7 separate regions of the Homo sapiens genome follow, and all the other regions are linked to region 1. Evidence: chromatin contacts called from ENCODE Hi-C data. All regions are on one chromosome and are shown on one strand. Each heading gives the region's core, a stretch centred on a gene start or an enhancer-like site at or near the end of the contact. The rest is flanking DNA. Distances are from core to core; before and after follow the strand shown. Region 1 holds the start of MYO16-AS1 (MYO16 antisense RNA 1). Region 2 holds the start of ANKRD10 (ankyrin repeat domain 10). Region 3 overlaps CARS2 (cysteinyl-tRNA synthetase 2, mitochondrial). Region 4 holds the start of NAXD (NAD(P)HX dehydratase). Region 5 overlaps COL4A2 (collagen type IV alpha 2 chain). Region 6 overlaps COL4A2 (collagen type IV alpha 2 chain). Region 7 overlaps COL4A2 (collagen type IV alpha 2 chain).

Region 1 (4,297 bases), core at 758-3,257:
AAAGAACTGGTCCAAAATTAGTCTTATACTGAGCAGAAGAAGGCAATAGATTCTCTACCAATATTTTTAATTAAAAAATTATTCTGGAAACTAAGAAATGTGAAGGAAAATAATATTAAAGAAATGATAAGTGCCAGACTGGCTTCAGGTATTTTAAGTACATCAATGAGTGCCACATTTAGAAAGTGGCTTGATTGCAGGTACAAAAGCTGAGGATCACGCAAGTATTTTCTCTCACAAATAAAAGAAGACAAAGGCGTCTGGGAATAACTGATGGGAAGACTCAGACCAACTATTCCTGAGGGCCTCCCGCAGGGCTGGGAAAAGCATGTTTGTTTAGTCTAATTAGAGGCGTGGGAGAACCATCATGATGCTGAAATGCTGGGAAGCAGTTGAAGACCTGGGAGTGGGGTGCAAGGTGAGCCGAAGCAAGGAAGCCCACACTTGAAGCTTGGCTCATGGGGACATAAGGGTACCCACATTGTTCAGAGAAGGCAGCTAAGAAGTCAAGTTGTGCTTCTGACTGCCTTCTCAAATTACAGGGCAAGAAACTGAGTCGTGGCCCCACCAAGGCCTTGGGGTGGGGCCTTCAAGTGTTCTTCCCAAGAGTCAGAGTGAACCAGAACCAAGAACCATGTTGAGTTGCCCAGATGTAACCAGGCCTACAGGTACCTGGGAGAAACACGTGTACATTTTCCCCAAAGGGCAGTAATAGCATCCTAGGCTTCAAAACATTCATAGAAACCATTTTTCAAATGCAAAGTCCAACACAGTTAGAAATAACCAGGCATAGGAGCACACAAAATAAGATAAAAAATTAAAAGCAGAGACGGCAGCCAATTGCAATATGTCCACAGGGATTCAAAAGGTTGGAATTCAAAGACACATGCCTTAAAATAAGTATGTTTACTCAGCCCCCCACGAAATAAAACAACGAGAATTTCAGCAGAAATAGGAAACTATAAGGAAATCGTCAAATGGAAATTCTGAAATTGGAAAATGCAGTAATAAAATTGAGTACAACAGAGGATAAAGTTAAATTTAATTAGATATAGTTGTTTAAAAACAAAACAAATAAAAAATAACTGGAGAAGTGGAAGATAACTCAGAAAATCCCCAGAATGAAACAGATTGAAGCAAAAGGGAAGAATGGAAACTCCAGACAATGGTTTAGAGATATAAAGGGCAATGAGGAGGATGATTGAAGTCTTAGGGAAAGAAGAGGGAGCGCATGAGCAGAAGAAAGACTTGGTGAGAAATGTTAGAGCATCTCCCAATGCTGACGAAAGAGCACCAGGAAACAGATTTAAGTTGGCAGATTTTTATAACATTCAACATACATTCTTCACGGGATCCAGCAATCTGACTCCTCAGTATCTTCCCAAGAGAAATGACAGCAGTGTCCACACAAACACCTGTATGCAAATGCATATGGTGACATTATTCATAATCACATAAAACTGGAAATAAATTCAGTGTCTTTCAACTGATGACTGGCTTGTATTAGTGATCCATCACTGTGCAAAATATTACTCCCAAAACTTGGAGGCTTATATAAGAAATGGTTATTATTTCATAGTTTCTGTGGGCCAGGAAGCTGTGTGTGGCTTAGCAGGGTGCCTTTGGTTTAAGGTCCCCCATGAGACAGCAATCAAGCTGTCAGCCAAGACCACAGTCATCTTGAGACTTGAGTGAAGGCTGATCCATTTTCAAGGTCACTCACGTGGCTATTGGCAGGCCACAGAAGGTTCACATCCAAGTCAACTCACATGGGCAGCCTCCCAGCACAGCAGCTCTCCCCACATCCCTGAGCAAGCAATCCAAGAGAGAGCACCCCAGATGGAGGCTGCAGTCTTCACATAACCCAGTCTTGAAAATGACACCCCAGCACTCTGTCACGTTTGATTGAGTCACTAAATCCAGGCCACACTCAATGGGTGGGGAGTCCGTGAGTGCCTGGAGGTGGGCTCACCAGCATCTCACAGGCTGAACTAGCACATGGATGAAGCCTGCAATAAATAAGAGTGATCAACTATAATGAGCATCATAAAAAAAAGGGATGGCTAAAGCATTGTGTTGAGGTTAAAAAAAAAAAATCAAAAGACTAAGTGTGATCCTGCTTATGTAACATTTGGGGAAAAGCAAAGCTGGAGACAGAAAACAGCTGAGTGGTTGCTGGAGGCTGGGCGTAATGGCAGGAGATGAAGTTCAGAAGGACATGTGGTGTTATAGACAACCTGGAGTGCTCATGTCTGCAGATGCACAGATGTGTATGTCTAAAAAAGGTGAATCTCACTGTCTCTAAATTACACCATAATCAATCCAACGTTTGTAAAAATGAAACAGAAACCTTTGCAAAGCCTAAGTAGGATACATAAAACTTTCCTAGGTGTATCATAGTAAAACACCTATAAAATAAAGACCGAGAATTAATTTTAAAAGCAGTTAGAGGTAAAAATATGTACTATCTTCGAAAAGTAGCAACTGAAGTCCAAAGACAATGAAATAACATAGTTAACATGCTCAAATAAAATAACTGCCCCCCAAAAATTCCTGTAATAATGAAAGGGAGTTAAGGATATTTTTAGGAAAAAAAATAAAAATGAAAGGAATTAAACACTGACAGACTCAGAATGCTTAGAGATAAAGGAAAGAATAAAGAATAACTAAAAAGGCAGTAAAATTTGGAGGGGTAAAATAATATTTAATATTATACACTGATAAACCTACCTTGCCAGTTGTAACCTCAAAGGTAACCCCTGAAAGAATATTAGTGGGGTAGATAATATCCAAACTAGTAAAGAGAGAAAAATAAAATCATAAAAAGTCAACTCAAAAGATGCAAAAAGGGGATAAAATAGGAAAAATAGGGCAAGGAGAAAGTTCTGAGACAGTAGATATGAAAACACATGTGAAAATAAACTTTATTTAATTATAATAAACTTTAAAAGGCTTATTTAATGTAAACTTATATGAAAAATGATTAGCAGAATATTTTAAAAACTAAGTTTTCTGAAAACAGTAAAACATAAGGATTCTGAAAGAGTAAATGTAAAGGGATAGAAAAGAAAAAGATACAATGTGCAAATATTAAAAAGCAGCAAAAACAGTGCTCATATATTTGAACGTCAAAAATTACATCTCTAGGCCAGGCGCGGTGGCTCACGCCTGCAATCCCAGCACTTTGGGAGGCCGAGGCAGGCAGATCACCTGAGGTCAGGAGTTCGAGACCAGCCTGGCCAACATGGTGAAACCCCCATCTCTACTAAAAATACAAAAATCAGCTGGGCTTGGTGGTATATGCCTTTAATCCCGGCGACTCGGAAAGCTGAGGTAGGAGAATTGCTTGAACCCAGGAGGCGGAGTTTGCAGTGAGCCCTGATCGCGCCACTGCACTCCAGCCTGGGTGACAGAGCCAGACTTTGTCTAAAAAAATAAGATAAAATAAAATCTCTAAGTAATCAATGTATTCAAGAAGAAATCACAAAATAAATTAAAAAGCAAAATATTTTAACTAATGACAATGCAAATATGACAACAGAACTTTTAGGACATGTCTAATGTCTTTTGTGTATGAGTGGAAGGGGCTCGGGTACAGTGTCGGTATGGTCAATATGTGGCTGTATGGCATCGTGGCCATGGCTGGGCTTTTAGTGTCCACATCAACTGAATAGTATATATTGTCCTGATTAAGTCGTTTCATATGCTTCATTCCATCCCATCCTCCCACCTTGCCACCCTTCTGAGTCTCCAGTGTCTATTATTCCACACTCTGTGCCCAAGTGTACACGTTATTTAGCTCCCACTTATAAGTGAGAACATGTAGCATTTTTCTTTCTGTGTCTTAGTTATTTCACCTAAGATAATGGCCTCCAGTTCCATCCATGTTACTGCAAAAGATCTCTTAAGAAATGGAAATGTATGGCTTCAAACCTTTGCATCACAAGAGAACAAATACGATGAGTGTTAAAAGGGTCTAGAAATTAGAAACAGAACAAAAACTAAATACTATGAAAATGGAAGGAAAGATATGATAGTGATAATAAGAACATAAGTTATTGAAATATAAAACAAATAAAATAATGTGAAGGGATAGAAAGGAAGGAAAGAGAAAGTTGTTTATCTTTTAAAAAATTATCTTTGAAAACAATAAGATTGAAAATTTTCTTGCAAGGGGATAGAGAAATAGAGAAAATTGGCACAAATAACAGATTTTAGATTGAAAAGGGGACATCAATACAGATCTGGCTGAAATTAAAAATAGTAAGAGAATATTACAAACAGTTTTACACCAAGA
Region 2 (4,297 bases), core at 522-3,021, 1.7 Mb after region 1:
GAAATCCTCAGATTACTGACTGCCTCGGGAAATCTATTTAAGGCTGCACGCAGAAGCGCAGGGAGGAGGCTTTATTACTTTTGTTTGTTAAGAAACTCATTTCCCCTGGGCACCTGTTTTCTCCAGCAGGTACTACGGTTGCACAACTTCAGAGACAGTGCCACAGGAACCTAACAGCCCTTGAGGACTGATTAACTTGCTTGTCCCACCCCGATCGTCAAAACTCCTTTTCATTTCTTTTATTGAAAGAAAAGTGACTTTTCCACTTTAAAAGAATCAGAAACTGCTTTCCAAAAGACACAGCTGCTTTGTGAATGTAGCACCAGGGGCAGCAAGGTAAACCGCAACTTCATCAGCTGGTAACGACATTACCAGGGCCAGGCCTTCTTAAAGTAACTTATTTCACATTACCTCTCACATATTTCTGCAAAACCATTTAACCCCATCTCATCACTTACGAGAAAAACACTATACACATCCCTGAATTTCAGTGAATTAAGAAATATTAATTAAAACCAGTCACTTCTGAAATGCACGGTGAAATCTTATTTAAGATTTCTGAGAGCAAGTACCCCAACGACTTCACAGATGAGGAAACGGTAGCTATCCAACCTTTTAAAACCTTAAAGCAGCACTGTGTTCCCCCAGAATTTTCAGTTTAAGAAAAAAGAGGGGAACGTAAAGCCTCCACGGGAAGAGAATTCTGCTTAATTTAACCACTTCTGCAGTAATTTAGATCCAAGATAAACACAGCCGTCACTAATTTTGCTGAAGCGGGGCCAGCTACAAGCCTTAAAGCAAACCCAGAAGCTGGAGAGCCGGCCTCCATCCCACACAGCTGCCGGGGCCTTCCAGTCCCGCCGGGGCGCTTGCTCCTCGGCTGAGCTCGTCCGCAGCGCGGCCCTCGGCTACTGGCGAGGCTGTGCGGAACCAGAAGGTCGACCGCGCCCGGGCATTCCCCGCGCGCCTCTGACCCCAGCTCGGCTCCCCGGAAGCCGCCTGGGCGACTTCGCGGCCTAATACCCGGCTCTGCGAAATCGCTCGCGCCTCCGGCCCGGCCTGGAGGGCCCCGCACCATCCGCGCGCGCGCGCGCTCGCACAGGATCCGGCCAACAGGCGCCGGGACCCTTGGAGCCCGCCTTGTTAGAAACTTGCTACGCGCGCCGCCGCACATGCGCCCTAGGCCCCTCCGGACGCAGGCGCCACCGACCTCGCTTCCGCCCCGCGCCCCCCGGCTGCCCCGCCGCGACTCCGGGCCGCGAGCGCTGCCGCACAGGCGCCCTAGGCCCCTCGGGGCACAGGCGCCGTCGATCCCGCTTCCGCCCCGCGATCCCGGCACGCCCCACGTCCCCCGCACCTCAGACCCGCTTTCCCCGACTCCCACTGGACAGCCGGGGAAAATGGCGCCTTAAAGCGTTCGCACCCACCTTGCCGAAATGCGCGGCCCAGTGCACGGGCGTCCAGCCATAGAAGGAGTCCTCAGAGGCCAGGTGGGCGTGGGGTGTCTGCTGCAGCAGCGAGCAGAGCGTGGCCAGGTCCCCGTCGCGGCAGGCGCGGTGCAGCGGGAAACGGAGCGAGAGCAGCTCCTCGCTGGAGAAGCCCGCCTCTACGCCCGCGCCCGCTCCCGCCGCCGACATGGTCCGTCACCGGAGAGCGCGGGGCTCGCTGGCCTAGAGGACGCGTCGGGGAGGACTCGAGAAGCCGCCGCCGCAGCACAAAGGAACGAGACTAGCGCCGCGGTCGCGTCCCACAGGCTGCCGAGCGGAGCGCGCACAGAGGGGGCGGGGCGGGGCCTGGAGCGGCCGGGCTGGGGGCGGGGCCTGGCCCAGAGGACGCCTTGTGCAGCCGGGCAGGGGTCGGGGCCTGGAGCCGCGGACCTCTGGAGCCGCCGGGCAGGGGGCGGGGCTTGAGCCGGAGGCCGCCTGGAGCAGCCGGGCGGAGGGCGGGGCTTGGAGCTGCGGACGCCTGGAGCGGCCGGTAGGTGGCGGGGTCTAGCCTAGAGGATGCCTGGAGCAGCCGGGTAGGGAGCGGAGCCTGGACCAGAGGACGCCAGCAGCAGCCGATTAGGAGGCGGGGCATGGGGCTGTCGACGTCTGGAGCAGCCGGGCATTGGGCTTGGGCTAGAGGACGCCTGGGGCGGTGGGCGCCTGGAGTAGCCAGGCAGAGGGCGGGGCCTGGCTTGGGTCCACGCCTGGGGCGGCCGGGGGCGGGGCCTGGCTGGAATTGACGCGTGGAGCTCCGGTGGAGGGGGCGGGGCCTGGCTGGGCCGCTGCCTACAGCGGCTTCCGGGGCTTGGAGGTCACGGGGCTCGGAGGTCACGGGGCTCGGAGGTCACGGGGCTGGCTGTGTGGGGGGCTCAGGGGCGTAGAGTGGCCAAGCAGCGGTCTGAGCGGGTCCCGGGGCCTCCGGCGCGGTGGGTCTCGGCTGCGCCCCGGGTGCGGACCATGATGTTTCCAGCCTGGGAGCCGGTCCGGGCGGGGAATCCCGGCTGCCGGGGGCGCGGGTTGAGGCTCTGCGGGCCCGCGCCCAGAGCGGGTGGGAGTCACGGGTCTCCCGGAGGCCCAGTAGCGCGCGGTGAAGTTGTCCAGTAAAAATTTATGGAGCGCCTACGGGGAGCAGGGATTCTCGTTAAAATCTGGGAATCAGCAAGCCCTAGTTCCTTACAGAGCAGGACAGATTCCTCGGTTTTGTCCGAGGGACGCCTTCTTCGGAACCGAGTGCGGTGGGCTAGGACTATACGTTTGCAAGTTTAAGAGATAAGCGAGAAGACCAGACAGAGCAAACAATAAAAGGCTTTTTGTTGAGAACTGTATAAATGTAAGGGAGTACCAAATCCCCTATTTTGAATGACAGTATCACGGACTTTATTACATATGTAATTTTATTCTGATTATGAAAGCATCAGTAATTTCACTATTGAGGAATAACCACAATGTTTATGAATATTTCCTTTGCTTCTAAATATGCGGTCTTTTTAAATCATGTATTTTATTTCATTTGTATATATAGTTTTTCGCTGTGTAAACTTCCTTTTTGCAAAATTCTACGTCACAAATTGAACAAGGCAATTAGATGTCTAGGGAAGTACTGATGCACGAGAAAGCATATTGCAGCATTGGTTAATAAAACGAAAAAATAGAAACCTAAGATTTAACAAAGGGAAGTTGTTAACTAGTGGTGTAAACACTCAACACAGACATGTCTTCATACAGCAAACATTTGTTGAGTACAATGCTGAATGAAACACATTGAGAAACACTCTATAGTGGGGAAGTAGCAAATATTTCAATTCAGTGAGCAATTGCTAATGAATGGAAAATATGACACATAGAATCTATCTTCTCCCAGGGAGTTTGTAATCTGTTAGTGAAGCAGGAAAGAATAATCAAGCAATACTTTTTTGTTTGGACCAAAAGGGTGAGAATAGACTATAAACTCATTTCAGGTTTTGTTTACTCTAGAACGTAATCATTTTTCTTCTCACATGCCATGTTGATTTTAATCTAATCTCTTTAAAATATATCCCCCTGATTTCCATCTTTCTTAGGAGAGAGGTGTCCCATTTTGCGAAAGGACGTGAGTGTATCTTGTCCTCCATGTAATGAAAGGGAGGGATTACTTGCTAGGCTGCATTCTGGGAATGGTGAAACAGAGATGGTGGTAAGTCAAGGAATTTGTCCAAGGGCAAACTGCATGCCTGTGGCAGAGCTTAGAATAATATCCAGACCTAGGTTCCAACCCACTGTTAGATTTTTTTTAACTTTGGAATTTATTTTGCATAGAGTATTAAGGGCTAGGAAGATAAAATAGGTTATAGTGATAGGGTACTTCGTGTACGTCTTTCCTCACTTCAGATGACTGGGTTTTTTAAAGGATTATTTAGACTATATACATATTTATTTAGCTGTACAGGAGTAGACTGACATATATACGTGGTGATGGATCCCCAAGACAGATCCTGTAACTGTGGCAGGAGGATTGTGGATAGGATGGTGTCTACTGACTATTCCCAATGCCAGTGATCTAATTGGTTGGTCACCCAGATTTTGCTCAACTCTGATAATTGTCAGATGCATTCCAACTAGAACTACTCCATCTTAAATGGGGCTGGGTAAGATGAGGCTGAGACCTATTGGGCTGCATTCCCAGATAGTTAAGGCATTCTAAGTCACAGGATGAGATAGGAGGTCAGCACAAGATACAGGTCATGAAGACCTTGCTGATAAACAGGTTGCAGTAAAGAAGCCAGCTAAAACCCACCAAAACCAAGATGGTGACGAGAGTGACCTCTGGTCAT
Region 3 (4,297 bases), core at 961-3,460, 1.5 Mb after region 1:
ATCTGATCTTGACAAACCTGACAAAAAAAGAAATGGGGAAAGGATTCCCTATTTAATAAACAATGCTGGGAAAACTAGCTAGCCATATGTAGAAAGCTGAAACTGGATCCCTATCCTTACACAAAATTAATTCAAGATGGATTAAAGACTGAAATGTTAGACCTAAAACCATAAAAACCCTAGAAGAAAACGCAGGCAATACCATTCAGGCCATAGGCATGGGCAAGGACTTCATGACTAAAACACCAAAAGCAATGGCAACAAAAGCCAGAATTGACAAATGGGATCTAATTAAACTAAAGAGCTTCTGCATAGCAAAAGAAACAACCATCAGAGTGAACAGGCAACCTACAGAATGGGAGAAAATTTTCACCATCTACCCATCTGACAAAGGGCTAATATCCAGAATCTACAAAGAACTTAAACAAATTTACAAGAAAAAATCAAACAACCCCATCAAAAAGTGGGCGAAGGATATGAACAGACACTTCTCAAAAGAAGACATTTATGCAGCCAACAGACACATGAAAAAATGCTCATCATCACTGGCCATCAGAGAAATGCAAATCAAAACCACAATGAAATACCATCTCACACCAGTTTGAATGGCAATCATTAAAACTCAGGAAACAACAGGTGCTGGAGAGGATGTGGAGAAATAGGAACACTTTTACACTGTTGGTGGGACTGTAAACTAGTTCAACCATTGTGCAAGACAGTGTGGCGATTCCTCAGGGATCTAGAACTAGAAATACCATTTGACCCAGCCATCCCATTACTGGATATATACCCAAAGGATTATAAATCATGCTGCTATAAAGACACATGCACACGTATGTTTATTGTGGCACTATTCACAATAGCAAAGACTTGGAACCAACCCAAATGTCCACCAATGATAGACTGGATTAAGAAAATGTGGCATATATACACCATGGAATACTATGTAGCCATAAAAAAGGATGAGTTCATGTCCTTTGTAGGCACATGGATGAAGCTGGAAACCATCATTCTGAGCAAACTATCACAAGGACAGAAAACCAAACACTGCATGTTCTCACTCATAGGTAGGAATTGAACAATGAGAACACTTGGACACAGGGTGGGGAACATCACACACCAGGGCCTGTCATGGGGTGGGGGAGTGGGGAGGGATAGCATTAGGAGATATACCTAACGTAGATGAGGAGTTAATGGGTGCAGCACACCAACATGGCACATGTATACAGATGTAACAAACCTGCACATTGTGCACATGTACCCTAGAAGTTAAAATATAATGAAAAAAAAAACCCATTTCTACAAATAGGAAACATACGCGTGGTTATTCACTAAGGAGATCTGTAACACTGAAACGCTAGGAACAGTCTAAACGCGCGGCTGGGTACCCTGCTGCCTGCAGAGGGTCAGGCCACACAAACCAGCACCACGGTAACAAACTAACCGTGGGCCAGGCGCAGTGGCTCACACCTGTAATCCCAGCACTTTGGGAGGCCAAGGCGGGCGGATTACCTGAGGTCAGGAGATCGAGACCAGCCTGACCAGCAGGGAGAAATCCCGTCTCTACTAAAAATACAAAATTAGCCGGGGTGGTGGCGCATGCCAGTAATCCCAGCTACTCAGGAGGATGAGGCAGGAGAATCGCTTGAACCTGGGAGGCGGAGGTTGCGGTGAGCCGAGATCGCACCATTGCACTCCAACCTGGGCAAGAAGAGTGAACCTCCGTCTCAAAACAAAAAAACAGGAACATGAAACTAACTGTGGCGAGCCCCATGGGCAGCTGTGCAGCACGGGGCACGGGCGGTATGCTGTCTTTCACACACCCCACCCAAGGTGCCCCTGGCTGTGGGCAGAGCCACAGGGTGTGGACACCTCAGGTGCGTCCAAGGGGACCAGGGAGAAGGCGGAGAAAGCTCTACTGAGAGGCAGAAACCAGGACAGAGAGGGTGTTTCCAGAGTAGGGGATGCCGCAGTGGGCCAGGAGAGCAGTGTCGTGTGACTGAGTGGGGGCGGCAGGCAGCTGCGGTCCCAGGCAGACAGTGGGAAGAGGAGCTTTGGTGACAGAGGACCCACATGAGGGTGGCTGGGGGACTCCAGGAAGATCTGGGAGGAGCTGGAGATTTCCGCCACAGAGCACCCTGGCATGCGAGTTGCCTGAGCTAGAAGAGCTGGCGGGAAGGCGGAGAGGGATTTGGGGGCTAGAGAAGTGCGAAGCGAGGAGGGATGTAGGTGCAAGCACTCTCCTCCAGGGCCCCAAGCACCAGCCACTACAGAGAAGGGTGAGGGAACAGGGCAGCTGCAAGTGTGAACCAAAAAGCAGCCTCTCCACTAAACAGAGGAAGTGCTGAGGTCAGGAAAGCTTGATGTGTCATGGGTTTCGTTCACCCCGTTCCATGGCCCGTCACACTCCGGCAAAAATCTCTTCCCAAAAAATCACCCATGGGCACACGTGCCAGGCTGCACCTGCTCCCATGCACATCCTCTGCTGCCCTGAGCAGGCACCAGGGGAACTTGAGCCCCAACCCCCAGGAAGCGGCAGGCACCTTACCTAGCGATGGCAGAGCACTCGATGTGCCAGCCCGGCCTCCCGGGTCCCCAGGGAGAGGCCCAGAACACCTCCTGGGGTTTGGCCGCCTTCCACAGGGCGAAGTCACTGGCATGACGCTTGTCAGAGTCCGCTGCAGATGACAAACGGTACATCAGTGGGAAGAAGCTCAGTCACCCCACCACGGATGCTCAGACATTCACCCCCACCACAGAAACCCAGACAGTCACCCCCACCATGGAAACACAGAAAATCACCCCAACATGGAAACCCAGACAGTCACCCCCACCACAGAGACCCAGTCACCCCCACCACGGAAACACAGAAAATCACCCCAACATGGAAACTCAGACAGTCACCCCCACCACGGGGACCCAGTCACCCCCACCACGGAAACACAGAAAATCACCCCACCATGGAAACCCAGACAGTCACCCTTACCACGGAAACCCAATCACCCCCACCATGGAAACACAATCACCCCACCACGGACACGCAGACAGTCACCCCACCACAGAAACTCAGTCACCCCCACCAGGGAGACCCAGACAATCACACCACAGAAACTCAGACAGCCACCCCGCCACGGAAACCCAGACAGTCACCCCCACCATGGAAACACAATCACCCCACCACGGACACGCAGACAGTCACCCCACCACAGAAACTCAGTCACCCCCACCAGGGAGACCCAGACAATCACACCACAGAAACTCAGACAGCCACCCCGCCACGGAAACCCAGACAGCCACCCCGCCACGGAAACCCAGACAGTCACCCCCACCATGGAAACACAATCACCCCACCACGGACACGCAGACAGTCACCCCTACCATGAAAGCCCAGACTGTCACCCCACCAGGGAAGCCCAGGCTGTCACCACCACCTCACCCCCACCACAGAAGCCCAGATAGTCACCCCCCACCACAGAAACTCAGCTGGTCACCCCCACCAGGGAAATCCAGCCGGCCACCCCGGTGGAAGCCCCTCCAGCCGCCAGTGGGCAGCACGCCCCAGGCTGTGTCTCTTCGAAGGAGCCTTGGCTTCTCGTTCACTCCTGTTTCACCCACGTGAGGGACAGGAGCACCGGCAACGCTTTCACCTCAGATGCACCAGCGCACAGGGAGAGCTGGGCGGCCGGGAACCCACAGAGGCTCATTTCTCAGGAATGTACTGTGGACCAGGTGGGGTTTTCCCATTTTTCCTTATTCTGTCTTACGAGAAATACTCTGCTTATCAGTAACTGAGTTTCAGGGTTGTTTTTTCCAAAAAGATACTAATCACACAGAGTGAAAGGCGCGTGATCGTGTCAGGTAACGCGGCTTATGGACCCGAGACTCTGAGCAAGGTGCCCATCACCGTGCGGTGAGGCTGCCAGTGGCGCATGCTCACCAAAACCTGCTGTCCCATCTGCCCAGGACAGGCACACCCCATGTGCACAACGTCCCAATATCACCCTTTCCACCCGGGAGCACTGACACAGGCGTCCATCACCTTTGATGAATTTAAAGAGTGCAGACACAGATACTTTTTCTGGGTCAGACTGGACAGGCTACGTTTTCATTACTAGTCACTTTACTAAGAATAACATCCTCTGGGCACCCAAGCAAACAGAACAATTCCTACATAGTGCATGGCAAACGAGAGCATCAATAACACCTTATGCCGAAGGAAAATACTTAAGGACAGAAAATGCGGCCAAGGACTGTATTTCCAGCCAAACTGACTTTGAAGTAGAAGGCAGCACACTGT
Region 4 (4,297 bases), core at 758-3,257, 1.4 Mb after region 1:
TGGACTTCCTGGGTCGAGTGGGGACTTGGAGAACTTTTCTGTCTTACAAGAGGATTGTAAAATGCACCAATCAGCACTCTGTAGCTAGGATTGTAAAATGCACCAATGAGCGCTCTGTAGCTAGCAAGAGGATTGTAAAATGCACCAATCAGTGCTCTGTAAAACGCACCAATCAGCAGGATCCTAAAAGTAGCCAATTGCAGGAAAGATTGAAAAAAGGGCATTCCGATAGGGCAGAAACAGAACATGGGAGGGGAGAAATAAGGGAATAAAAGCTGCCCCACCCCCCCACCCCCGCCAGCCAGCAGCAGCAATCCACTTGGGTCCCCTTCCATGCTGTGGAAGCTTTGTTCTTTTGCTCTTCATAATGAATCTTTTTTTTTTTTTTTTTGAGGTGGAGTCTCGCTCTGTGGCCCAGGCTGGAGTGCAGTGGCCCGATCTCGGCTCACTGGAAGCTCTGCCTCCCAGGTTCACGCCATTCTCCTGCCTCAGCCTCCTGGGTAGCTGGGATTACAGGCGCCCGCCACCATGTCCGGCTAATTTTTTGTATTTTTAGTAGAGACAGGGTTTCACCGTGTTAGCCAAGATGGTCTCGATCTCCTGACCTTGTGATCCACCCGCCTCGGCCTCCCAAAGTGCTGGGCTTACAGGCATGAGCCACCACGCCCGGCCTCTTCATAATAAATCTTGCTGCTGCTCACTCTTTGGGTCTATGCCACCTTTAAGAGCTGTAACACTGTGAAGGTCCGCAGCTTCATTCTTGAAGTCAGTGAGACCATGAACCCACCGGCAGGAACTAACTCCACACATAGTTATAGTTATCTCTTGATTATAGGCTAAATAAGGAGGGGATTATTCATGAGTTTTCTGGGAAAGAGGTTGGCAATTGCTGGAACTGAGGGTTCCTCCCCTTTTTAGACCATATAGAGTAATTTCCTGATGTTGCCATAGCATTTGTAAACTCTCATGGCGCTGGTAGGAGTGTCCTTTAGCATGCTAATACGTTATAATCAGCAAATAATGAGCAATGAGGACACAGAGGTCACTTTTGTGGCCATCTTGGTTTTGGTAGGCTTTGGGCCAGTTTCTTTACTGTGTCATCTTATCAGTGCGGTCTTTGTGACCTGTATCTTGTGCCCACCACCTCATCCTGTGGCCAAGAATGTCTAACCCCCTGGGAATGCAGCCCAGTAGGTCTCACCCTCATTTTACCCAGTCCCTATTCAAGATGGAATCGCTCTGGTTAAAAGGCCTCTGACATGTTGAGCCATCCTTTCACCTCAGCCTCTCAAGTAGCTGGACTACAGGTGTGCCACACCATCCCCTGCTAATTTTCCAAAAAAATTTTGGTAGAGAAGGGGGTCTCCTTATGTTGTCCAGGCTGGTCTCAAACTCCTGGGCTCAAACGATCCTTCCATCTTGGCCTCCCAAAGCATTGGGATCACACGCGCGAGCCACCGCACCTGGCCCCACAAGTTTCTTTTAGCACCATGACGGTGGCTTCAAATAGGGCGGCAGTGGAGGTAAGAGGCCATCAGCCACAGGAGGAGCGTGGGTGGGAGGGCAGGAGAGGTCAGAATGCCTTCCAGGGGTTTGGGCCTCAGCGTTGGAGTGATGGAGCTGCCCTGACCTGAGACGGTGGAAAGCGAAGGGGCCTCGCAGCGAGCTGGTTTGGGGTTCAGGGCAGAGGTTGCGCCTGGAGCAGAAAGGCACCTGACTGCTATACTGGGGGCACATAGTGGGCCTCGGCACTCCACCTGCCAGCAAAATCATTTTCTATAACGCCGCAAGCCTAAAAATGGGCCGATAAACACAAACCAGACCCTGAACCAGATCGTTGTTAACTCTTCAACCTGCCTTCCAGCCGAACCTCTTAGGCCAGAGCTGGGACCAGGCCGGGTTGGGCGTCGCGCTTGTCAATCATCTAGAACCGGGTGTGATTGAGCGAGTTGGGATCCCACTGCCGACAGCCGCGCGGAGGCGGTCGGGAAACCGGAAAACGCTTCCAATGGCTGTGTTTCCGGCGACGGCGCGGGGGCAGCTGGGAATCCGGAATGCTGCCCGATGGCCCTGGGTCCTCGCTGTGGGGCAATCCGGGCTTGCAGACGAGGTAAGGTCGATTCCATTTGGCCCGGGGATGGTCACACGCGCGGGGGCCGGAACTGCCGTCGCCGGCGCGGTCGTTGTCGCATTGCTCTCGGCCGCACTCGCGCTGTACGGGCCGCCACTGGACGCAGGTACCCGACCGCTGACCGCCTCTGCTGGCTCGCGGGGGGGAAGCGCCGCCGAGGGGCAGCCCGCGCGCGGGGCCGGGGCGCCGTGTGGCCTGCGGGGCGGAGTAGGGAGAGGACGGAGGCCTCCTGGAACGGCGCGGCGACGGCTGGGCGCGGCTTGGGTGATGGGAGCCTCCGTGCGGGGTGACAGAGGGGCAGAGGGTGGCGCCGGGCCGGAGCCAGTGCGCGTCCCAGGAGCGGCGGAGCCCGCGCGGTGGCCGGGGAACGGGGGGCCGAGGGCCGAGGACGGTAGGAGGGCCCTGGGGCGCCGTGGTGCGCTGGTCGGATCCGTCTGCTCTGCTCTGTCCCCGCTCCCGGTCTGGGAAAGATGCTCGCCAACTGCGGGCTTGCTGTTTGGTCGGAGCTGGATACGGGGGCCCTCCTGGGGCCCAGGGACGCGGCGGGCGTGCAGGCGAGCTGGCCGGCTGAGCGGGCTTCGCGCACACCAGGAGCAGGGCCGTGTCTGCATCCCCAATTTGAAGTCCCAGTGCGACTGGGCAAGTACAGACCCTGCACGTCCTTGGACGAGAGGGACTGGATATTGCGACGCCTGGGCCGCAGAAAAGGACTCCACCAGCCAGGCCTCCTTCGCCCGCCCCCGGTTCGGGGTGTGTGTGTGCGTGTAGGAGGTCCCTTGGGGAGGGAGGCTCACCTGAGTCATCCCCAGAACCTGAAGTGCTGGCCAGATGTCCCCGAGGGCCCTGCCCTGGCCTTGGCTGGTCCTTGCACGCTGAGATGCCTTTTCAAATAGAACGGATAAGGTAGAAAGAATTTAAACAGGAGCTGAGCAAGTGCTTGGAGCCCCATCTCTTCATAGGGTTTTTTTGTCTTTCTGTTTGCCTTGTTGGTATTGGTGTATCTAACATATTTTATACAGGAAGTAGTTCGTGTATATCTCATTTCTCATAAGGAGAGATTGCTGTTATCCACCTTGGTATAGAAGATAAATAGAAGCTCAGAGAAAGTGACTTAGCCAGGATTCTCCAGCCAGTGAGTGGCCGAAATGGTTAAACGCACCATTTGTTGCTGTAGTCATTAGATAGATTTTACCTTGTGTGTATGTTGGGCATCGTCAGAGAGTTTGGCTTTTTGTTTTCATCAGCACACACTGAGAATGCACTGGGTGGCGCTGAGAGGGTACTCTACACTGCACCTCACTCACACCAGCAGGGAGGCTTCTTAACACTTTATTTAGAGATTTATTTGTAGCTCTTTACCTTAAATTCACACACCGTGATTAGTAGCAAGATTTTTCATTGCGCTTGGTTGAGGATTTATTATCAGACTGCCTAAACTTTTACGAAAAGCCAGGTAGAGTTGTATATTACTGAGGCTTTAGGAAATATTTCAGTTAACTTAGGGATTGTGGTTAAATGCTCTAAATTAGTTATAACTCACATTAACTTAAAGTATTTTTGTTTTTTTAAGTAGAATTTTCCAGTACTAAAAGCACTTTTAGCACAAAGCAGCAGTGATAGTCTTCCCCAGACACGCTTCCTTAAAACAAAAGCCAAACAAATTTAACCTGTTCTTCCAGACTCAGAATTGTCTGAAGAGTTACCGAATGGGATACATCTTAAGTCGCCTATTGTCAAGGCCTTTTTATCCTTCAGAACTTTGATCTTTATATGTAAATGTTTCTGTGTTAACATTTGAAATGTTAAGTTCAAATGGTGACGTCAGTAAGCCAGCTGGAACTTGCTTCACTGCCAAGTGCTGGGAAGTTTAGTTGACCTGCTTTGGCCCTTTTGCTAACAGAAGCTGTTTATCTTAGGTGAATGCTGGTGAGCAGCCTGGATTTTACTTTGTGTTAATACAATTCTATTCAAGTGAAAATGCTATACTTCTTATTTTGCCTTAAAATGGCAGCATTTTACACCTACTGTGTGCCCACAAAAATAAAAACAAAAACATGGCAGCACTTTGGTAAAATAGTGTCTTGTGGCCTGGCTTGTCCATTACTAACCACAGCATCTGCACAGGTTTCTCTCTGGGCCCCAGTTTCCTTATCTGTAAAAGAAAGA
Region 5 (3,760 bases), core at 1,261-3,760, 1.3 Mb after region 1:
GTTTTAACAAATACTTGACAACTTTTGCATTTGTCCTTGGGAGATTAGAAATTCTTGATTTTTCATAACTGATATTGTACTGGGTTTTTGCAGAAGCTATCTACAGATCTTGCAGGAAAAAGGAGACAGGTGTTTCGGAATGGCTGTCCTCCGCAACACCTGTCTCCCAGGTATGTCCTCAGTGTTAATAATGATTAATATTAAACATTCTAAGGGCAACACAAAGTTATCCTCTCCTGAAAGAACCCTTAAAGGCATAAATAGCCCTCTCACAATGTGGCTGCAAGAGCTTAAGGCATTAATCTGTATGTGGAGGAAAATGAGGTTTCCCTTAACCAGCTCTGGTGAGGAGTACCCACTTGCGTGTCAGCATGCTCTGGAATGCAGCCAGGCGTCTGCAGACATAGGTGTCTTGCAGTTGTGCCACAGGCGATGTGCATGAGTGTGATGGCACTGCCTTGATTGCAGGGGCATACACGTCTTTTTTTTTTTTTTTTTTTTTTTAATGAAATGGAATCTCGCTCTGTCACCCAGGCTGGAGTGCAGTGGCACAATCTCAGCTCACTGCAACCTCCGCCTTCTGGGTTCAAGCGACTCTCCTGCCTCAGCCTCCTGAGTAGCTGGGATTACAGGCATGTGCCACCACACCTGGCTGATTTTTGTATTTTCAGTAGAGACGGGGATTTCACCATGTTGGCCAGGCTGGTCTCAAACTCCTGACATTAGGTGATCTGCCCGCCTCAGCCTGCCAAAGTGCTGGGATGACAGGCGTGAGCCACTGTGCCAGGCCGCACACATCTTCAATAGTGTTTGTCTAATGAAACCATGGAAGCCATTGTGGACAACTTTCCACCCGAGATGAAACATCCTTCCACAGGGTCCTGGGCAGGTTCCTGCAGCCTCTGCTGGAGTCCCACTTGTCACCTAGAACCTGTGGCACATTGGAACCCTCTTGTTGCTAGAAAGTTCCTCCCTGGAATACAGCCTGCCTCCCAGGGAGTTCTCACCGGGCTGTTCCTGAGCCACACAGTTGACTTCCTCATAACCACACACCCTGAGAGAGGCGGCCACATCTCCCACAGACGTCTCATGAACAGGCAGAACTGACCCCGGGAACACATACTTTCTTTTAATGACATCGTTCCATGCCCTTGGAATTCTGAGCAACCTTCTAGGACCCCCACTTATCAGGATTCTTTTCCAACTGGGCTCTAGAAACTGAATAAAGCGCTCCCCATGTCTGGAATATCACACAGAACATCGGGACTGTTGCGCCCTTAGGTTGAACATCTTGCAAATGTTCCCAGTGAAGACTAATTGAACCCTGCCCCTCCCCTGACCTCCACTCAGATAGCTGATTTAAGCCTCAATGCAGAAGTGTCTGTCCGTCCCTGATAGATGGTATCTTTCGGAATTTTGTGTTGCAGCCCGTAGGGATTGTTCCAAACCCTGACCCTGTTTCCTTTCATATGATGCGTTTCTCCATGTTTTGCAAAATTGGGAAGCAGGCTTCCTGTGTCTGTATCAAGGCCCTGGTAAAAACAACTCTGCATTCGAATGAAGCAAAGGAAGTCTCCATGCCTCTGCCCCAGGGGTTGGTCTCTGTGGTTTTGTTGCCCTGCTGGAAGTGTCTAAATATTTAGAAGTGTAACATTGCCACTCTCATGATTTCATATATACTAAGTTTAAGCATTCATGATTTTGAGAGAAGGATAATAATTCCTGAACAGCTTCTTGCTGTGAGTATGAAAGTTCTCTGGTAATTGTGATTGGAGTGCCCAGCCATGTGTGCGTGAACGCCACACGGGGCTCCCCTGTAGGGGGGAATGGATGGGATGCACCCATTATCAGGTGATTTGGACAGTTGCCCACGTGAGTTGGGAGCCTGTTCCACCATCAAATGTGAGCCCTTACGTCATGAACAGGGAGGCTGGGGCAGGCTGGGGGTGGGTGGTGATTGAGGAACTGATCAGTTTCTGAAACGCATGTCACTTTTTATGGTGCTGAAATATACTGCCCTTCTGTCGCCACATGCAGAAGAGGATAAAATGCCCAATTCAAGGATTGCAAAAATCAGAGAGTCTATTCCAGATCTAAGACCCACACATGCAAACCCAAGTGCATGGCTCCCTGGGTACAGTTTGTAACATTGCCAGTGAAAGTCATGTCTCTTCATTGTGAGTAAATCACACCGTTAAAACTCTGAGTACGGTCTAGCTGATTAACGTCAGGTTAATCCAGATCCTTTATTCTGTATTCCAGTTACTCCCAGCTCCCAGGCAGTGATGGCTTTACCGGCCCAGGAGGTCCCCGGGCCCTGCTCATTGGATCTTTTTGGTGGGATACACCCCACAGAACACAGAAAACATTCCCTTTTCCGTATCCATACATAGGAGTGCCGAGCCTGCCGTGTACTTGATCTTGTCCCACAGAATCACCTGCCAGTCTCATCGTTGCAGGCTTCTCTCCTGCATGCACAGCGGGGGTGGTGGTGACCTCAGAAGCCTTTCCTTCTGAGCACTGCGTGACTGTCAGCTGTGGGAGTTCATTCTGAGGCCATGTCAGGGCTGACTGCACCGAAAAAGGAAGTGACCTGATGAGATCATTTTATCCAGTGGCACCCACAAAAGACACAGGACAGCTGCCTTCCCTCCATCCGCAGATGGGACTTGATGATTTTCTTTTTTCTTTTTATTTTTTTCTCTTTTGAGATGGAATCTCACTCTGTCGCCCAGGCTGGAGTGCAGTGGTGCGATCTTGGCTCACTGCAAGCTCCGCCTCCCGGGTTCACGCCATTCTCCCGCCTCAGCCTCCTGAGTAGCTGGGACTACAGGCATCCGCCACCACACCTGGCTAATTTTTTGTATTTTTAGTAGAGACGAGGTTTCACCGTGTTAGCCAGGATGGTCTCGATCTCCTGACCTCGTGATTCACCCGCCTCGGCCTCCCAAAGTGCTGGGATTGGGACTTGATGATTTTCATGGTCAATACAACAGAGGGGTGTCGTTCCTCTTTGAAGCGTTTCCCAACCGACAGTGACGGGTTTCTACCAGGGAGATGTTACGGCAGGCAGCGTTTTGGCTCTGACGGCCCTGTTCGTTCCTGCCTCCCTGGGATTTTCCATCCCGAAGTGCTGTTCCTCACTCAGCACAACCTAGAAGGTCCCACAAAAAGCTATTCTTTGGGGCTTATTTGCAAAGCAGGGGAACCCATGAATTATGCAAATCGAGGTCCAAGGAGGCGTTGTTGGCTTGTCCACCTTCACTCAGTTTTAGGGCTGGGGGGCCGAATGGCGGGGCAAGCAGAAGAAACATAACCAACAGAACGACATGGCGAAGGTTGTAGGTTCCAAAAAGGGCGACAGGGACAAGGGCTCGAGCTGAGGAATGCCTTCTGAGGACCCCATAGCCAAATTTTTGCTGTTTCCAGCCTCTTTTTGACTCTTCTCTTAGAACGTCACCATGCTAACTTGTGGTTTGGGGCCCACCCATGTTTCCTTTTAGGGTTCATAGGACCCCGAGGATCCAAAGGTGCAGTGGGCCTCCCTGGCCCAGATGGATCCCCAGGTCCCATCGGCCTGCCAGGGCCAGATGGGCCCCCTGGGGAAAGGGGCCTCCCTGGAGAAGTCCTGGGAGCTCAGCCCGGGCCACGGGGAGATGCTGGTGTGCCTGGACAGCCTGGGCTTAAAGGCCTTCCCGGAGACAGAGGCCCCCCTGGATTCAGAGGTGAGTGCCCCATCGGGGAGCCGGGGGCCCCATCC
Region 6 (4,297 bases), core at 1,294-3,793, 1.3 Mb after region 1:
AATGTTCCAAGTCGGCAGGTACACATCTGCCTCGTTCTTTAAAGCTGCAGAGAATGGCAGTCAATAGGTGCGCCATATTTCCTTACGCCCTCGAGGTGGTTTTCATATTTCCAGCAAACATGCAGTCACCTCGGTGGTACACAGGGCTTGGCTGCCTGCCCATGGGCTAGTATGTCCATCACTCAGTCCTAGTAGGTGCACAGAGATAGAGTTTTATCAAAATCACTAGCCTCAGAATCACAACTCCGTTGAATCCTGCTCAGGGCTGCACAGAGAGTAGTGTGGCGTCTGGAGGCCCATGGGCTTCAGTTAGCTGGTACAGAAGCTCGGCAGGCCTGGTGGGGGTTCCGCCATGCTTGTTCCAGGACCACAGATGGACCTGCCTCCCAGACTCGCTTTCTGACCTCCACTGGCTCTAGACACGGGCCGTCTTGACCCAGCATTCTGCTTTTGACCATTCAAACTTAACACCAATCTTGATGACTTCCTGCAACCTCCAATGATCATACTGTTCCCATTTCTGTTATTTTATGCTAAACTCAGCCCAGGGAGCCAATGCCAGGCTTTGCCGTAATCACACCCAGCCTTTCATAACATCAGTTACTGATCGGAGTACTCCCAAAGGCGGCACACCTAGAACAAGAGCTATCCAAATGCACCCCACCCAGAGGCCACATTCTAGTTCATGGCTTAGGAAAAGCAAATATTGTAAAGGGACAGAGGCTAAAGCAGACATTATCGTTCAAAAGTAACCCGTTTCCACCTACCCCATGTGATTAAAGTGCTGCTGTTAATTTCCTACCATGTGCTGGTAAAATTATAATTATCTTTAGTTTTCCATCTTCAACACAAGGGACTTGTAGTATTTAAAAGTGCATTTCCAGGTGCCTGTAATCCCAGCAGTTTGGGAGGCCAAGGTGAGTGGATCATAGAGGTCAGGAGTTCAAGACCAACCTGGCCAACATGGTGAAACCCTGTCTCTACTAAAAATACAAAAAAAAAAAAAATTACCTGGGTGTGGTTCATGCCTATAATTCCAGCTACTCAGGAGGCTGAGGCACGAGAATTGCTTGAACCTGGGAGGCAGAGGTTGCAGTGAGCCAAGATCGCACCACTGCACTCCAGCCTGGGAGAGACAGTGAGACTCTCTGTCTCAAAAAAAAAAAAAAAAAAAAAAAAAAAAGGGCAGTTCCACAGAGCTGCTCCCTGGAACTCCAAAGTTAATGAAAGACAAGATGCTGTGTAAACAGTGGCCACCTGGCAGCTCCAGGGCTGGGGCCCAGATGTGAGGATGGTGAGGCGTCAGGCTTTCATTTCCCAGCTTACTTTCTGCAGTTGCAACAACTTGCGAAGATGCAGATATTTCCAGTTAAGTGGGTTACAGGGAGGCAGTTTACTCAACTATAGAAATGGGAAATAGGCAGACATACACAAATGACGCAGCCGCCGTGCTTGTGAGCACCGATCTGCACCACAGCTATGTCCGCCCTCTGCCATCCCACTGGCCAGGTGGCCATCACTCCATGACTTTCATTTGTTCCCCACCCAACACCTCCCCCTAGACACCAAAAGCCCCTCCAAGGAGCAACTGCTCGGTGACATAAACAGTGCATCAAAATGGGAGGAACCAGAAAAGAAAAGATATCCTGGGTAGGAACTTGCCCTCCTCTACATAAACACAGAATTGGTTGCCTGTCATCCCCACTGAGATTGTCAGAACTTCTATTAGTTCCAGCCTTTTCTAAAAAGGAATGGAGACGTAGCATTTATGAATTTGGTTATATTCAATTTTCTGATAAATTAGAGATGGTTTCGTCTCCTCTTTCTAGGGGAAACATATCTTTAGTAACTGAGCAAATGCTGTCCACAGTGTTATTTTATAATTTTGAAATAACTCCACAGAGTTATTTTATAATTTTGAAATAACTCCACAGAGTTATTTTAAAAAGTGTTCGTTGAGACCTAGTCTCCTTTGAGGAATACATGCCACACCAACACGCGTCGTGTTGTGGGAAGTCCCCCCTCAATAGGACCATTGTCCTCTATGAGGACTGTCCAGGACTTCAGGGATGTTGCATTTGCACAGGCTGCAGTGTCGATGACTTGGACTCACCAGATGCAGCCTCAGTGTTCCCTGTGGCTGTGTGTAGGTTTCCTCTGCAAAGCTTGAAGTGGCAGACATGACCTCAGATTGAGTTCTTTTATGGAACTCTCACTGTCTTTAGTCTTTTATACTAAATCGCATCTCATTTGCAGGCTGGCAGGGTTTCTTTGCAGAGGCGCCTCTTTCAAGAGGCACATGCGTTCTATTTAGCCTAACAGGTGCTCCCTCGGCCACTGCAATGAAAAGGGTACAACAGGCAAATGAAGAACAGAAAGATAACAGGCCAGTTCACACCACGAGAGACAGCAGACTGCTTTTAAGCTTTAGAAACATGCATCTCCCTAAAAAAGCCTAGCCATACATTCTTTTCATCTGTTTGTGTCAGCTAGTCCCTGAGGACTTCTGCCCAAGGACTTTCCTTACTCCAGTTATTTCCACCCTTGAAAAACATAAAATCAACCTTGTACTTCTAAAATTGCATAATCAGAACTTCCTATGAATCATATATATGACCTCACTGAATTCAAATGAGTGATAAGTTATTAGATTTGGGGGAGGGCCGGGGAGAAAGGAGGTTGCAGTTTCAAAGCCCTTCACAGTTATCCATTCTAAAATAGTGATCTGCATGTCAGTCTCCTGACCTCAGCTTTCCCTAAGGGTGGGCTCTGTGGTGAGCTTGCTAGCAGGAGTACAGACCTTGCCTGGAAGCGGGGTCTCAGGGAGCCCGGCGGAGCCTCCACTGGGTCCTTCCCGGGGTGGTTGCCAGCCTGACTCTGGGAGCGCCTGGGTGATTCCTCCTTGGCCATCCCTGCGCCTCCCCGACCCTGTTGTGTTTGCCACTGAGAAACAGAGAGGAAAAAGTTTTGATCGTCATTTTGACTTAGGGTTCCCGCCTATCTGGGTTTCACTGCCAGTGGTCTCAGATGAACCCTGAGGGTGCATTTTCTCCTTAAGTCGTGCATAACCCTCAGCCTCCCCCGAGTCAGTTGACCTGTTGACCTGCCGCTGGGAACTCCCCTGGAAAGTTTTAGCTCATTGCTTTGGCTCTTGGGGTTCCAGCTGCCTCAGAGGAATCCTGAGTGCTTCTTAAGTTGTCCCCCTTCCCCAATGGGTTTTCTATAATGCCCAGTGCATTTCAGATGGTTCAAAGTGCCCATGCTGTCTTGGACCCTTCAGCAGAGATGGCAACACGTGGTGTCTGGGGTGCTTGTTTTGTTTGCTGAGGATGCCACAGCATAGGTGTGTGATGCTCGTGGCCCAGAGTGAAGCTCAGATTTGACAAATTCCAGGGCACCCTCTGAGCTGGCCAGTCTGTGGCTGTGCTCACAGCTCCCACTGAGTGTCCAGCTGCCAGCTCCTGTCATGCCAGGTACTTGAGGATTCCTAGCTTAGCTTATGACGTGGCCTCTAAACAGGACCTCATTTTTAAAATCACAGAAGTTTGTCTTTACTTTTGAGTCTTCAGCTCCACCTAGCGTGAGAGAAAGTCCGGGTCCAAACCACAGGACCACAACAACACACACAAAGTGAAGCCCGTCTCAATTCAGTCTAAACAACATGACTTTCAGCACACCTGCTCCTGGGTGTCAAGATAACCTCGAAAGTAATCAGAGAATGGACCTTTCTTATACCTGTGGCATCTGGCATTCTGAATTTTGAGAGCTGAACCATGCATGTTCTTTAAAAGAGGGAATACATTGCTAGATTTTTAGAGAGCTTTACTCTTCTGTCCAGATACCTCATGATATGACTCAATGATAAACTTTTTCTTTCAAAAAATGTTCAAGGGAATGAGAAAACAAAACTTAGTGTTATAGTTGTTTTCTATTTTTGAAACAGGGTCTTGCTGTGTTGCCCAGGCTGGAGTATGGTGGTACCATCACAGCTCACTGCAACCTCAAACTCCTGGGTTCAAGCGATCCTCCCACCTCAGCCTCCCAAGTAGCTGGGACTGCAGGTGCCTGCCACCATGCCCGGTTACATTATGTATTTTTTGTAGAGGCAGGGTTTCACTATGTTTCCCAAGCTGGTCTCAGACTTCTGGGCTCAAGTGATCCTCCCACCTTGGCTTCCCGAAGTGCTGGGATTACAGGCATGAGCCACCATACCCAGCAGAGATTTTTTTTAATGAAGAGAAAAAACTCTAACTTAAGAAACCTTAATGCGTCTATTTTGGTACTAAATGAAGATTTT
Region 7 (4,297 bases), core at 663-3,162, 1.2 Mb after region 1:
GTGTAAAAAATCCTCCAAGGTTTTCGGACACATGCTCAAGTTACAGAACAAAACAACTGCAGGATTCACTTTGTAAGAAGAGAGACTCAGGTGTGTTTCTTGTGTAAGCCACAGTGCTGGAAAAGTAGGATGGCTCCTGGGGATCACCAACCCCACTCCAATCTCAGCCATCATTTCTAGCCATGCAATTGGGTGTATCCCTTAGTATCTTTGATCCCTCCTTGTCTGTAAAAAATGGAAATGAAAATACTCATAGGTTTTATGTGGAGTTTATAAGGCAACTAGTGCACCATATGGAGTGGAGAAGTGCTATTGCTATTATAATTGTGTAATAGTATGTAATACATTGATATGTAATATATTAATATGCAATTATAATAATAATAGCATTGTTATTATTTCTCCACTTTGGCCCACAAACCTGAATTCAGCCACTTCTATGTAGAGAGTACTCAGATAAAAAAGAAAAGTGAGATGCTTACGCTCTAGAAGACCATGATGTGGGACAGAGACGGAAGCATGGGATCTTCTACTGATTGTGAAAGGACGTGCGAAACCCAGGCTGCTGGCCATCCCCATGAAGGGCTGCTAGAAGGGTCTACTGAAAATGGCCCACAGTTGGGTGCTAAATGAGGAAACATTATCCAGAAAACTCACTTAAATGGAGCGACTGAGGCCGGGCACGGTGGCTCATACCTGTAATCCCATTACTTTGGGAGGCCGAGGCGGGTGAATTACGAGGTCAGGAGTTCAAGACCAGCCTGGCCAACATGGTGAAACCCCGTCTCTACTAAAAATACAAAAAGTTAGCTGGCCGTGGTGGCGGGCGCCTGTTATCCCAGCTACTCAGGAGGCTAAGGCAAGAGAATCATTTGAACCCGGGAGGTGGAGGTTGCAGTGAGCCGAAATCGCACCACTGCACTCCAGCCCAGGAGACAGAGTTAGACTCCATCTCAAATAAGTAATAATAATAAAAAAAAGGAGCGACTGATACCCACATATACCAGGTGCATTAGCACAATCACTATTTCCAAAGGCTGGAAGGAAATAGCCTTGCCGAGGGCCAGACCCTGAGCTGCTGGAGGCCTTGAGAATGGCATCTCACGTCCCCACGGAGAGAATTGTGATGCCCGGACATCACGGGCGCTTCCATGTGGGTGTTTCCGTGGCCAGAGGGATTCTGAAATGTGTAGGGACAAGGACCCATTCCAGGGAAGCCAAGTGTCGGCCGCATTCACCACCCGTCCCCTGCAGTCTCACACCTGCCCGAGGAGGCAGCCCAGCAGTCGGGGGCCCCGAGCTGGGGAGGAACGCAGGCGGCTGCAGCCCCGAGGGAGCCCTGCGCTTGTTTCTAAGAATAGGTGGCTTCCGGGATCTGGAGTTCGGTTTTTCTAAATACACCTCAGCCCGGAGACTCGGAGGCAGGCAATGGGGCCAAGTAGGCAGCCTTGGGAGTGACATCACGGTTTCCTCTTTTAAGGCGATTCTGAGGCTTCCTTCTCCCCAGGCCCCTCCCGCCCAGCTGCTGCAGCTGCTCAGAGCCACCTCGGCCTCCACCTCTGCGGAGCTCTGACCTGCCCTGGCTTGGCTGTGCCTGGGTTTGGGACAGTTCGGTGTGTGTTAAAGAAGCAGAGCTTTAACTGCGTTGAGGGTGTGTTTTCCCTCCTGCCTGCTCTTCTTACCTGCAGTCCAAACACGTGTGCCTCGGTTGTTTCTAAAGCTTCCCCGTGGACTGCATGACTGAAAATGGACTAAATGATGATTATGTTAAGAAGACTTGACAGTGCCACCTTTAGAGGGAAACGCCAAAAGTGGCCCAGAAGGCTGAGGGACAGGGGCCTATGTAAGCTTCACGGGAACAGAATTCCTAAGCTGTAAGGTAACATTTCTATGCAATATGAAACCTGAGAACAAGGCTTAATAACAGCCCCTCCAGGACGGCGGCAAGCGAGCCCTCAAGCGCAGTCTGCATTTCCCCAGCCGCAGCCAGGCAGCTGCCGGCACCTTGGGAGGCACTGGGAGCACGCTGGTGACTTCTCTTGGCCAGTAGGTGTGGGCGTGGCTCGGTGCTCCAGACACTACTTGAAAAGGGAAGGTTTCTGGGACTCCTGGCACCGCGGCCTCTCCTCTGCCCAAATTTCAAGATTTATTTTTACTCGTTGAACGAAAAAGAGAATGAGCCCTGTACTCTGTCATGCTCCAAACTGCTGCCCCATTTTTAGACCACAGAGCAAGATGAATGCTGTTGGAAGGAATGTGTTTATGAGAGAGACAGTTTTTAATCCATCAGAGAGCAATACTTGCGACTTTAAATATGGCATATGGTGAAAAAGTGTCCCTGTGATGAGTCAGCAAAAAAAATTATTTCACCCCTCACATATACGAGGGTTTGATTAGCTCACTGATTGCAGTTTTACTAGTGTGCAGCACAGACTCAAATTTAAATATAGCTTGAGGGAAAACTCTGACATCAGAATTTGTGCATGATAAACTGTGTTGCTCAAACTTCAAAGGTCTGGTCTCCACTGCTTCCGGGACCTCCCCCTGCCTCCCAGGGGACAGATTCCTCGTGTGATCCCACAGGCCAGCTGCTTCAAAGCTGTGTCTTTCCTTGGGCCCCTTCTGACCCATTGGCTCCCCTGTCTCCACTCCTCACGGTCTGCCCTCACCCTCTGTGATCATGGCTGTGGCCCTGCGATCTCCATCCTGTCTCCTTGTGACAGATTTTCCACCTCACCCTTTCTTTAAGCAGCTGACACTCAGACCCATCCTTCCTTTGTGTCTGATGTCTTTGGTTGGGTTTATAAAGGCAAGACACTTCTCCCAACCCATGCAGGACGTCCTCACAGATCAGCTTCTTCAAGGAGACCTAGCCCAGCCCGTGAATGAGTGGTGGCAGCGCTGGCAGCATGAGAACAGGAGTTGAAACCTGCTCTCACCCCGGCCAAAGATCACATCGCTTCCCTTTCCTATAAAGTAGTGCATCATGTGGAGGACATTTCGTGTCTGTAAAGTACCATCACCCTTTTCTATAAAGTAGTGCATCATGTGGAGGACATTTCGTATCTGTAAAGCACCATCACCCTTCTCCCTAATCTGTGCATGTGTGTATCTGTAGAAGTGTGCGTGTGCGAGAATCCACCCTTCATGATTTAATTGAAATCACAGAGCAGTGATCAGCAGCAGCGAAGATGACCCTCACAGCTGGGGAGCCCATGCTTGATGTGGTCAGCATTGCCTCCCTGCAGGAGGGCCCGGCTCAGGGAGTCCTTCTCAGACCCCTCTGTCTTCCCTATGGTCTATTAATCTCCCCATGCAAGGGAAGATGATGGACATCAAATCGACTGTAGGCTGTGCTCCTCTGTGCACTCTCACGAGCACTAACACCTCCCAGCATGATTCTCCAGGACTGCGGCTCCAAGAGGAAAGCTGGCCCCAGAAGCAGGCTGCTGTTCAGGGCCTCCTTGCCTGGTCCAGTCCTTGCTTAGGTGAACTCCAGCTGACCAAGATAAGCATTCACTGCATTTGGTTTAAGCAGCCTTTCGTGTTTATTGTGTTAGTGGGTGCTTTTCTTTCTAAAGCAAAAAAAAAAAAAGTTTAAAAATTTTTAAAACTACCCTACTTCTTTTATGACTTTTACTCCCTTCTCAAAAATATCAGTGTTTCCTAAGTTCGATAATAGCATTTGACCAAGTATAGTACACACTTGATGAAATTAACTCAGTTTTATTAAATGCCTATTTTATTGGCATGGGATGATTTAAGATGAAGACTCTCAGTGTTAACGGCCTCAATTCATTTATTCAAAAAGCATGTATTGAGCCTGCTCTGGGTGCCAGCTACTATGCTAGGTGCAAGGATGTAAATATTCGTAAGACACAATCACCCCACTCAGGATTTTTTGCTGTCTACTTTTATTGTCCTGTGAAGAGGAAAGTTTGGAGAGACCCACTCCCCTCCAAAGTGGGTTTCTAGGTCATGTCCCATCACAGGAGGACCAGGGCTCTTGAGCTCGTTGGGAATTCCAGGAAGACTTCCATGGAAGGTGGCTGGAGTCTCTGTCTCCACAGATTCCCAAAGGTCACGCAGTGACCCTGCACAGGGAGCCTTGAAACCTTTGCAGTTGGAGCCAGAGGGACTCCACACACCTTCTAGCCCAGCGCTGGGAGTCTGTGGGTGGGACCCCGAGTGGTGATGTGTTGCACTCAACGCCATGCCATGGGTGAGGAGCAGAACCTGGTCCACACTCACTCTGGTAAACTGACACCCCATTAAACCATGTTTTAAAACTTGTGTA

The links. A loop is a pair of places that touch in the nucleus more often than their neighbours do. Pooled maps may share reads with other maps.
Region 2: a loop to region 1 is called in a map with no recorded cell type, with 10 times the contacts of the local background. The contact joins the promoter of ANKRD10 here to the promoter of MYO16-AS1 in region 1. A Hi-C loop is called at or near these places in 12 of 37 single-sample maps with no recorded cell type and 6 of 50 pooled maps.
Region 3: a pooled map shows a loop between it and region 1 (5-fold over the local background). The contact joins the enhancer-like site here to the promoter of MYO16-AS1 in region 1. A Hi-C loop is called at or near these places in 3 of 37 single-sample maps with no recorded cell type and 4 of 50 pooled maps.
Region 4: a map with no recorded cell type shows a loop between it and region 1 (7-fold over the local background). The contact joins the promoter of NAXD here to the promoter of MYO16-AS1 in region 1. A Hi-C loop is called at or near these places in 9 of 37 single-sample maps with no recorded cell type and 5 of 50 pooled maps.
Region 5: a map of GM12878 shows a loop between it and region 1 (4-fold over the local background). The contact joins the enhancer-like site here to the promoter of MYO16-AS1 in region 1. A Hi-C loop is called at or near these places in 1 of 168 maps with a recorded cell type or tissue (GM12878), 27 of 37 single-sample maps with no recorded cell type and 5 of 50 pooled maps.
Region 6: a map with no recorded cell type shows a loop between it and region 1 (6-fold over the local background). The contact joins the enhancer-like site here to the promoter of MYO16-AS1 in region 1. A Hi-C loop is called at or near these places in 8 of 37 single-sample maps with no recorded cell type and 6 of 50 pooled maps.
Region 7: a loop to region 1 is called in a map with no recorded cell type, with 2.4 times the contacts of the local background. The contact joins the enhancer-like site here to the promoter of MYO16-AS1 in region 1. A Hi-C loop is called at or near these places in 5 of 37 single-sample maps with no recorded cell type and 4 of 50 pooled maps.

Annotation. Positions count from the first base shown.
Region 1 is chr13:109,165,296-109,169,592 of GRCh38, forward strand. MYO16-AS1 (MYO16 antisense RNA 1) reads right to left here and starts at 2,008. Exons shown (of 3, transcript NR_047700.1): 1 at 1,724-2,008; 2 at 1,341-1,415. The region is part of intron 33 of MYO16 (myosin XVI); the gene reads left to right.
Region 2 is chr13:110,913,298-110,917,594 of GRCh38, forward strand. It overlaps ANKRD10 (ankyrin repeat domain 10), which reads right to left and starts at 1,772. Exons shown (of 6, transcript NM_017664.4): 1 at 1,428-1,772. The coding sequence starts at 1,637. RefSeq lists enhancers at 384-1,060, 784-913, 2,412-3,086 and silencers at 1,024-1,393, 1,664-2,323, 2,454-2,613.
Region 3 is chr13:110,674,426-110,678,722 of GRCh38, forward strand. It overlaps CARS2 (cysteinyl-tRNA synthetase 2, mitochondrial), which reads right to left. Exons shown (of 15, transcript NM_024537.4): 7 at 2,549-2,678. Among named protein-coding and RNA genes, the nearest start is that of CARS2, 30 kb to the right of the region's middle. RefSeq lists an enhancer at 1,627-2,246. Within about 2 kb of position 2,211, at least 7 of the 41 ENCODE cell types and tissues checked have a DNase peak (open chromatin) inside an H3K27ac peak, as active enhancers do.
Region 4 is chr13:110,613,538-110,617,834 of GRCh38, forward strand. NAXD (NAD(P)HX dehydratase) reads left to right here and starts at 2,008. Exons shown (of 10, transcript NM_001242882.2): 1 at 2,008-2,110. The coding sequence starts at 2,065. NAXD-AS1 (NAXD antisense RNA 1) reads right to left here and starts at 2,816. Exons shown (of 1, transcript NR_182301.1): 1 at 1-2,816. RefSeq lists enhancers at 1,089-2,016, 2,918-2,967, 2,988-3,037 and silencers at 2,218-2,467, 2,478-2,637.
Region 5 is chr13:110,469,426-110,473,185 of GRCh38, forward strand. COL4A2 (collagen type IV alpha 2 chain) reads left to right here. Exons shown (of 48, transcript NM_001846.4): 29 at 3,504-3,725. Among named protein-coding and RNA genes, the nearest start is that of COL4A2-AS2, 8.0 kb to the left of the region's middle. RefSeq lists a silencer at 306-511 and enhancers at 2,081-2,180, 2,251-2,490, 2,501-2,550, 2,671-2,810, 3,539-3,760. Within about 2 kb of position 2,511, at least 11 of the 41 ENCODE cell types and tissues checked have a DNase peak (open chromatin) inside an H3K27ac peak, as active enhancers do; they include GM12878, where a contact is called at or near this core.
Region 6 is chr13:110,440,933-110,445,229 of GRCh38, forward strand. All of the region lies in intron 16 of COL4A2 (collagen type IV alpha 2 chain), which reads left to right. Among named protein-coding and RNA genes, the nearest start is that of COL4A2-AS2, 20 kb to the right of the region's middle. RefSeq lists enhancers at 3,561-3,610, 3,681-3,870. Within about 2 kb of position 2,544, at least 10 of the 41 ENCODE cell types and tissues checked have a DNase peak (open chromatin) inside an H3K27ac peak, as active enhancers do.
Region 7 is chr13:110,386,284-110,390,580 of GRCh38, forward strand. All of the region lies in intron 4 of COL4A2 (collagen type IV alpha 2 chain), which reads left to right. Among named protein-coding and RNA genes, the nearest start is that of MIR8073, 47 kb to the left of the region's middle. RefSeq lists an enhancer at 766-1,630. Within about 2 kb of position 1,913, at least 23 of the 41 ENCODE cell types and tissues checked have a DNase peak (open chromatin) inside an H3K27ac peak, as active enhancers do.